2 separate regions of the Homo sapiens genome follow, and region 2 is linked to region 1. Evidence: read pairs that join two places in POLR2A ChIA-PET (ENCODE). Cell type or tissue: Panc1. All regions are shown on one strand. Links, peaks and the distances in the headings refer to the core of each region. The heading gives the core; the rest is flanking DNA.

The links. ChIA-PET counts read pairs that join two places held together with the same protein. Peaks named below come from ENCODE experiments on the same cell type or tissue, not always from the same donor. Only the 100,000 strongest peaks of a DNase experiment are listed, where the experiment ranks them.
Region 2: POLR2A ChIA-PET joins it to region 1 with 9 read pairs; 4 of 35 experiments call an interaction of 5 or more read pairs at or near these places.

What each region holds. Positions count from the first base shown.
Region 1 is chr11:63,771,751-63,774,657 of GRCh38, forward strand. No RefSeq gene overlaps it. Among named protein-coding and RNA genes, the nearest start is that of ZFTA, 4.4 kb to the left of the region's middle. In Panc1, for the core only: no CTCF peak of the experiment used is centred there; no DNase peak of the experiment used is centred there.
Region 2 is chr11:64,180,595-64,183,501 of GRCh38, forward strand. LOC124902686 (a long non-coding RNA gene) reads right to left here. Exons shown (of 2, transcript XR_007062712.1): 1 at 2,299-2,907. Among named protein-coding and RNA genes, the nearest start is that of STIP1, 4.1 kb to the right of the region's middle. RefSeq lists enhancers at 685-1,186, 1,011-1,060, 1,187-1,686. In Panc1, for the core only: no CTCF peak of the experiment used is centred there; a DNase peak (open chromatin) is centred at 1,157; H3K4me3 peaks cover 819 bases; H3K27ac peaks cover 1,199 bases.

The DNA.
Region 1 (2,907 bases), core at 213-2,712:
AGCAGCCCCAGGGCCAATGGAGAGGAGGCAAAAGATTTGAGCAGGGCCACAGCACATCATGGTGTAAACTTCACTGCATTGAGGAGGAAGAGAAGGAAGAGGTGGTGGCAACTGGAGGATGAATACCAGCTGAGTGAGGAGGAGGAGGAGAAGGAGGAGGAGGAGGAGGAGAAGGAGGAGGAGGAGGAGGTGGCAACTGGAGGATGAATACCAGCTGAGTGAGGAGGAGGAGAAGGAGGAGGAGGAGGAGGAGGCAACTGGAGGATGAATACCAGCTGAGTGAAGAGAAGGAGGAGGAGGAGGCAACTGGAGGATGAATACCAGCTGAGTGAAGAGAAGGAGGAGGAGGAGGCAACTGGAGGATGAATACCAGCTGAGTGAAGAGAAGGAGGAGGAGGAGGAGGGGAAGAAGGAGAAGGAGGAGGGCAAGAAGGAGGAGGAGGAAGGGGAGGCGACCGGAGGATGAATACCAGCAAAGCCAGGAAAAAGGATACCTCTTCTCACCAAGGGGCTATTTCTTACCTAAGTGATATACCTAAAAGTTGCTTATGCCTGGGGCAGGGGTCAGGAGTGTTGAGGGCTAGTAGTGGTTCTAGCTTGAGCATATCAAGAAGATAGAATTACAGGACATGGTGTCTGCTTGAATGTGATGATCCGGGAAAGGCCCTGCTAACTCCCAAGTATCTGGATTGAGAGGATGGGGCTATAAAAAGAAAAGTAGATTTGGAAGTAGAAAATGAGGTTACAGGCTGGGCGCAGTGGTTCACACCTATTACAGCACTTTGGGAGGCTGAGGTGGGTGGATCACCTGAGGTTGGGAGTTCGAGACCAGCCTGACCAACATAGTGAAACCCCATCACTACTAAAAATACAAAAATTAGCTGGGCGTGGTGGCGCGGGCCTGTAATCCCAGCTACTCGGGAGGCTGAGGCAGGAGAATCACTCGAACCTGGGAGGTGGAGGTTGCAGTGAGCTGCGATTGTGCCATTAGCCTGGGCAACAAGAGTGAAACTCCGTCTCAAAAAAAAAGAAAAGAAAATGAGGTCACAACCTGAGAACTTTGGAGCCCATTTCAAACCCAGAACTCCTGATTTTTACACCTTACCTCTTCCATTCTCTAACTCAGATTCACTTAGTCCCCTGTGTGGTGTCTCCAGCCAGCCCTAGAACTTCTAAGGTTGTTGGTCCCAGCCTTCAAGGGCCAGCGTCCCCCAGTGGGGCAGCCTTCTCCTAGTGCTTCAGTGGCTCCTTGGGCAGGTCCCGTTAAAAGGAGGGCCACTGACAACAAAAACAGAGGAACTGTGAATTGTGTTCCCAAAGGAAGGTTTTTAAGGAGGTAAAACATTAACCTCCCTAGACCCAACTTTGTGACAAATTCTGGATTCTACTTTTCAGGATATCTCAGAACTAAAAAAAAACAAATCCTGGTTCTAAAAGTAGCCTTCAACATTCTCCAGAGAGCAGACCCAAACTCCTTCAAAAAACTAAGATCGGTCATATAGGCTGTAATGTTAAAGGAACTTTCTATGTAGATTGTAAATTAAATCATCCCTTGTAAAATCCCAAAGGAATTTCAAACTTAAGGATTATATCCAGGTCTAAGCCAAAACCTTGAGCTTTGAATGTGTGTGTTGAGGGGAGAGAGTGTGGAATTTTATTTAATTTAATTAATTTATTTATTTTTTTGAGATGGAGTTTTGGTCTTGTCGCTCAGGCTGGAGTTCAATGGCTCACTGCAACCTCTGCCTCCCGGGTTCAAGCGATTCTCCCGCCTCAGCCTCCCGAGTAGCTGGGATTACAGGCGCCCGCTACCACACCCAGCTAATTTTTGTATTTTTAGTAGAGACGGGGTTTCACCATGTTGGCCAGGCTGGTCTCGAACTCCTGACTTCAGGTGATCTGCCCTCCTTGGCCCCCCAAAGTGCTGGGATTACAGGCGTGAGCAACCGCGCCTGGCCTAATTTTTGTATTTTTAATAGAGACGGGGTTTCACCATCTTGGCCAGGCTGATATTGAATTCCTGACCTCGTGATCCACCTGTCTTGGCCTCCCAAAGTGCTGGAATTACAGGCGTGAGCCACTGCCCCTGACCTAATGTTTGTATTTTTGCAGACATGAGGTGTCACCATGTTGCCCATGCTGGTCTCAAATTCCTGAGCTCAGGCGATCCTCCCACCTCGACCTCCCAAAGTTCTGGGATTACAAGCATGAGCCACTACGCCCGGCTTCTTTCTTTTTAAAATTGTAAGAACACTTAACATGAAATCTATCCTCTAAACAAGCTTTTAAATGTACAGTGCACTATTGTTGACCATAGGCACTAGGTTCTACAGCAGATCTCTACAGCCTATTCATCTTATTTAACTAAAACTTTATGCTCATTGGCCAGGCGCAGTAGATCACGCCCATAATCCCAGCACTTTGGGAGGCTAAAAAGGGCGGATCAACTGAGATCAGGAGTTTGAGACGAGGCTGACCAACATGGTGAAACCCCCATCTCTACTAAAAATACAAAAATTAGCCAGGCATGGTGGCACACGCCTGTAGTCCCAGCTACCCAGGAAGCTGAGGCAGGAGAATTGCTTGAACCCGGGAGGCAGAGGTTACAGTGAGCCAAGATTGTGCCACTGCACTCCAGCCTAGGTAACAGAATGAGACTCCGTCTCAAAAAAAAAAAAAAAACTAGGCCGGGCGCAGTGGCTCACGCCTGTAATCCCAGCATTTTGGGAGGCCGAGGTGGGCGGATCACAAGGTCAGGAGATCGAGACCATCCTGGCTAACATGATGAAACCCCATCTCTACTAAAAATACAAAAAATTAGCTGGGCGTGGTGGCGGGCGCCTGTAGTCCCAGCTACTCGGGAGGCTGAGGCAGGAGAATGGCGTGAACCTGGGAGGCAGAGCTTGC
Region 2 (2,907 bases), core at 153-2,652, 410 kb after region 1:
GCTCTGATCCACTGTGTGCCATGGCTGCTGCTGAGCTGGCCTCACCTCAGTGGTCCCCTGAAATACAGAGTCTCTCCTCCCGCCCCCTAACCCAACCCCACATCTTACAGAGGCTATATATGGCCTGCGTGCCTAGGCTGGGGGGGCCCCTTGCAGGGTGTCTAAGCACATTGTCACCTCTGACTCTGGGCATCTACCAGTCCAAGGAGCAACACTCCTTCCCCCTACACCCTGAGGGGGTCCCGGGGGTCTGCGTCCAGCTGACGGAATTAGCTGATGGACTGGATGCGGGCTGTGAAAGAGGATGAGTCGAGAATGCTTCCACAGTTTTCAGCCTGAGCCGCTGAAAGAATAATGATGCCATTGGCAAGAGGAAGTCAAGGGCAGGCGGGGTTGAGAGGGATATTGGGAATTATGATTTGAGCACCCCGGGAAGTCTGTCAGCCATCCACACGAAGATGTCCAGATGGCAGCTGGATAGATAAGTCTGGGACTGGGGGGTGAGATCTGTGCAGAGGACAGGTTTATGGGAGTCATCTGAGATGGCATTTATAGCCACAAGACTGGCTGGATCTCCCAGGGAGGGGGGTGTGGATAGCAAGGCCCAGGACTGGGCTCCAGGGTTCTCTGATTAATAATTATTAGATAATAATTATCATTTTATTCCTTGAAGCATCTGGCACAGTGCCTGGCTCTATACAAGTCCTCGGAATTGGACAGAACTCTACAGTACTTTATTTTCCCCACTAATAAGGATGCCAGTTCTATCTTTGCAGAAGAGCTACAAGTTAGGATCACTCAGTTAAGTAAGAAATTAAGAGATTTCTTAGGAGTTTCAAACAAAAATTCCAGGTCTACAGAGCCCCAATTCTGAGCTGCAGCCCTTCCCTAACCCCTACTCCCCACTTACACTGAGATCCAGCTCTCCTAGTTTTTCTGATATTGAGAAAACTTTAAAGTTGGGAATTTGCTCTGCTGAGACTCAGTCACCCTCGCTGTACCTTCAGTGCCACTGCTGCAGGAACTACGGCCTCCAAGCTGACTCCAGATACAGCCTCGCCATGCCTCTCCCTACCCTTGACTGCAGCAGCACTGAAATAGCAGCGTGAATCACTCTGGGACGTCACGTGATGCCCAGGCCAGGACGCAGCTGTGGTTGGTGCGCCTGTGTTCCAGGGACCTGGGAGGAGGGCCCTGGCCGGCCAGAGTGGCTGCCTCCCTGTCCTCCTCTGAGTCCACCAAGAGGCTTGGAGAAGACTGAGTTGGTGGAAGTTGTAAGAGCTAACACTTCTGGGTATTCAGAGGTGGCTTTACTGTAACACTAAAGCAGCTTAAACATCGGGGACCCCATTTGTGCTCCTTCTAAAGCCACACACCTCATTTTTTGTGTTTCTTTTCTCAAAGCGAGCTCTCAAATTGTCATAAGCTTCAGGTCTGACAAGACTCAAGGCCAACCCGGGAGGATTATATTGTTCAATCTGCATAGTAACCTTGGGAAGTCAAGGGCACTTTATCCCCCCTACCTTACAGACAAGGACACTTAGAGCACAAAAAAGCCTTCCTTAGATTTCTTGAAAATTCTGGGCCAGGGCCAGGCATGGTGGCTCACGCCTGTGTAATCCCAACACTTTGGCAGGCCAGGGCAGGTGGATCACTGGAGGTAATGAGTTTGAGACCAGCCTGGCCAACATGGTAAAACCCCATCTCTACTAAAAATACAAAAAAAAAAAAAAAATTAGCCAGGCGTAGTGGCGGGCATCTATAATCCCAGTTACTCGGGAGGCTGAGGCAGAATCGCTTGAACCTGGGAGGCAGAGGTTGCAGTGAGCTAAGATCGCGCTACTGCACTCCAGCCTGGATGACAGAGTGAGACTCTGTCCCCCACCCCCCCCCAAAAAAAGAGAATTCTGGGTTGGGCGCGGTGGCTCACGCCTGTAATCCCAGCACTTTGGGAGGCTGAGGCATGTGGATCATGAGGCCAGGAGTTCAAGACCAGCCTGGCCAAGATGGTGAAATCCTGTCTCTACTGAAAACACAAAAATTAGCCGGGCGTGGTGGTGGATGCCTGTAATCCCAGCTACTCTGGAGGCTGAGGCAGATAATTGCTTGGACCCAGGAGGTGGAGGTTGCAGTGAGCCGAGATTGCACCACTGAACTCCAGCCTGGGAGACAGAGCGAGACTCCATCTCAAAAAAAAAAAAAATTCTGAATTTGCCCTGGCCTCAGCACCTTTGCATCTTCTGTGCCCCCTAGGCTTCTCCTCGTCCCATCTCTGACAAGCCTTCACTAACCACTCACCTCTGGGAATGCTTTCCTTCCCTGCCTCCCAGGTCATCTCTCTGTGCCTTGCCTTTTGTGTTCTCTGTAGCACTCACTCTTAAGAATTATCATTTGTGCACCGATTTTGATTTAATAACTCCATGTAGTTCTTATTCCGTAGCCAGGCAGTTCTTTTTTTTTCTTTGGAGACCGAGTCTTGCTCTGTTGCCCAGGCTGGAGTGCAGTGGCGCAATCTTGGCTCACTGCAATCTCCACCTCCCAGGTTCAAGTGATTCTCCTGCCTCAGCCCCCCAAGTAGCTGGGACTAGAGGTGTGCACTACCATGCGTGGTTAGTTTTTGTATTTTTAGCAGAGATGAGGTTTCTCCATGTTGGCCAGGCTGGTCTTGAACTCCTGACCTTAGGCAATCCCCAGGCACTCTTCTTCACAAGTTCTAAGTGCTTTATAAACTATCAAATCATGTAATCCTCACAACCACTATGATGTCAACACTTTTTAATCCCCATTTGAAGATGGAGGCAACTGAAGTACAGAGAGGTTGTGCAAGTTGCTTAAAGTCACACAGCTGAGAGTTTAGGTATCATCTGTTTCAGTAGAAAAGGTTCCTGTGAGCAGAAGCTTCATCTG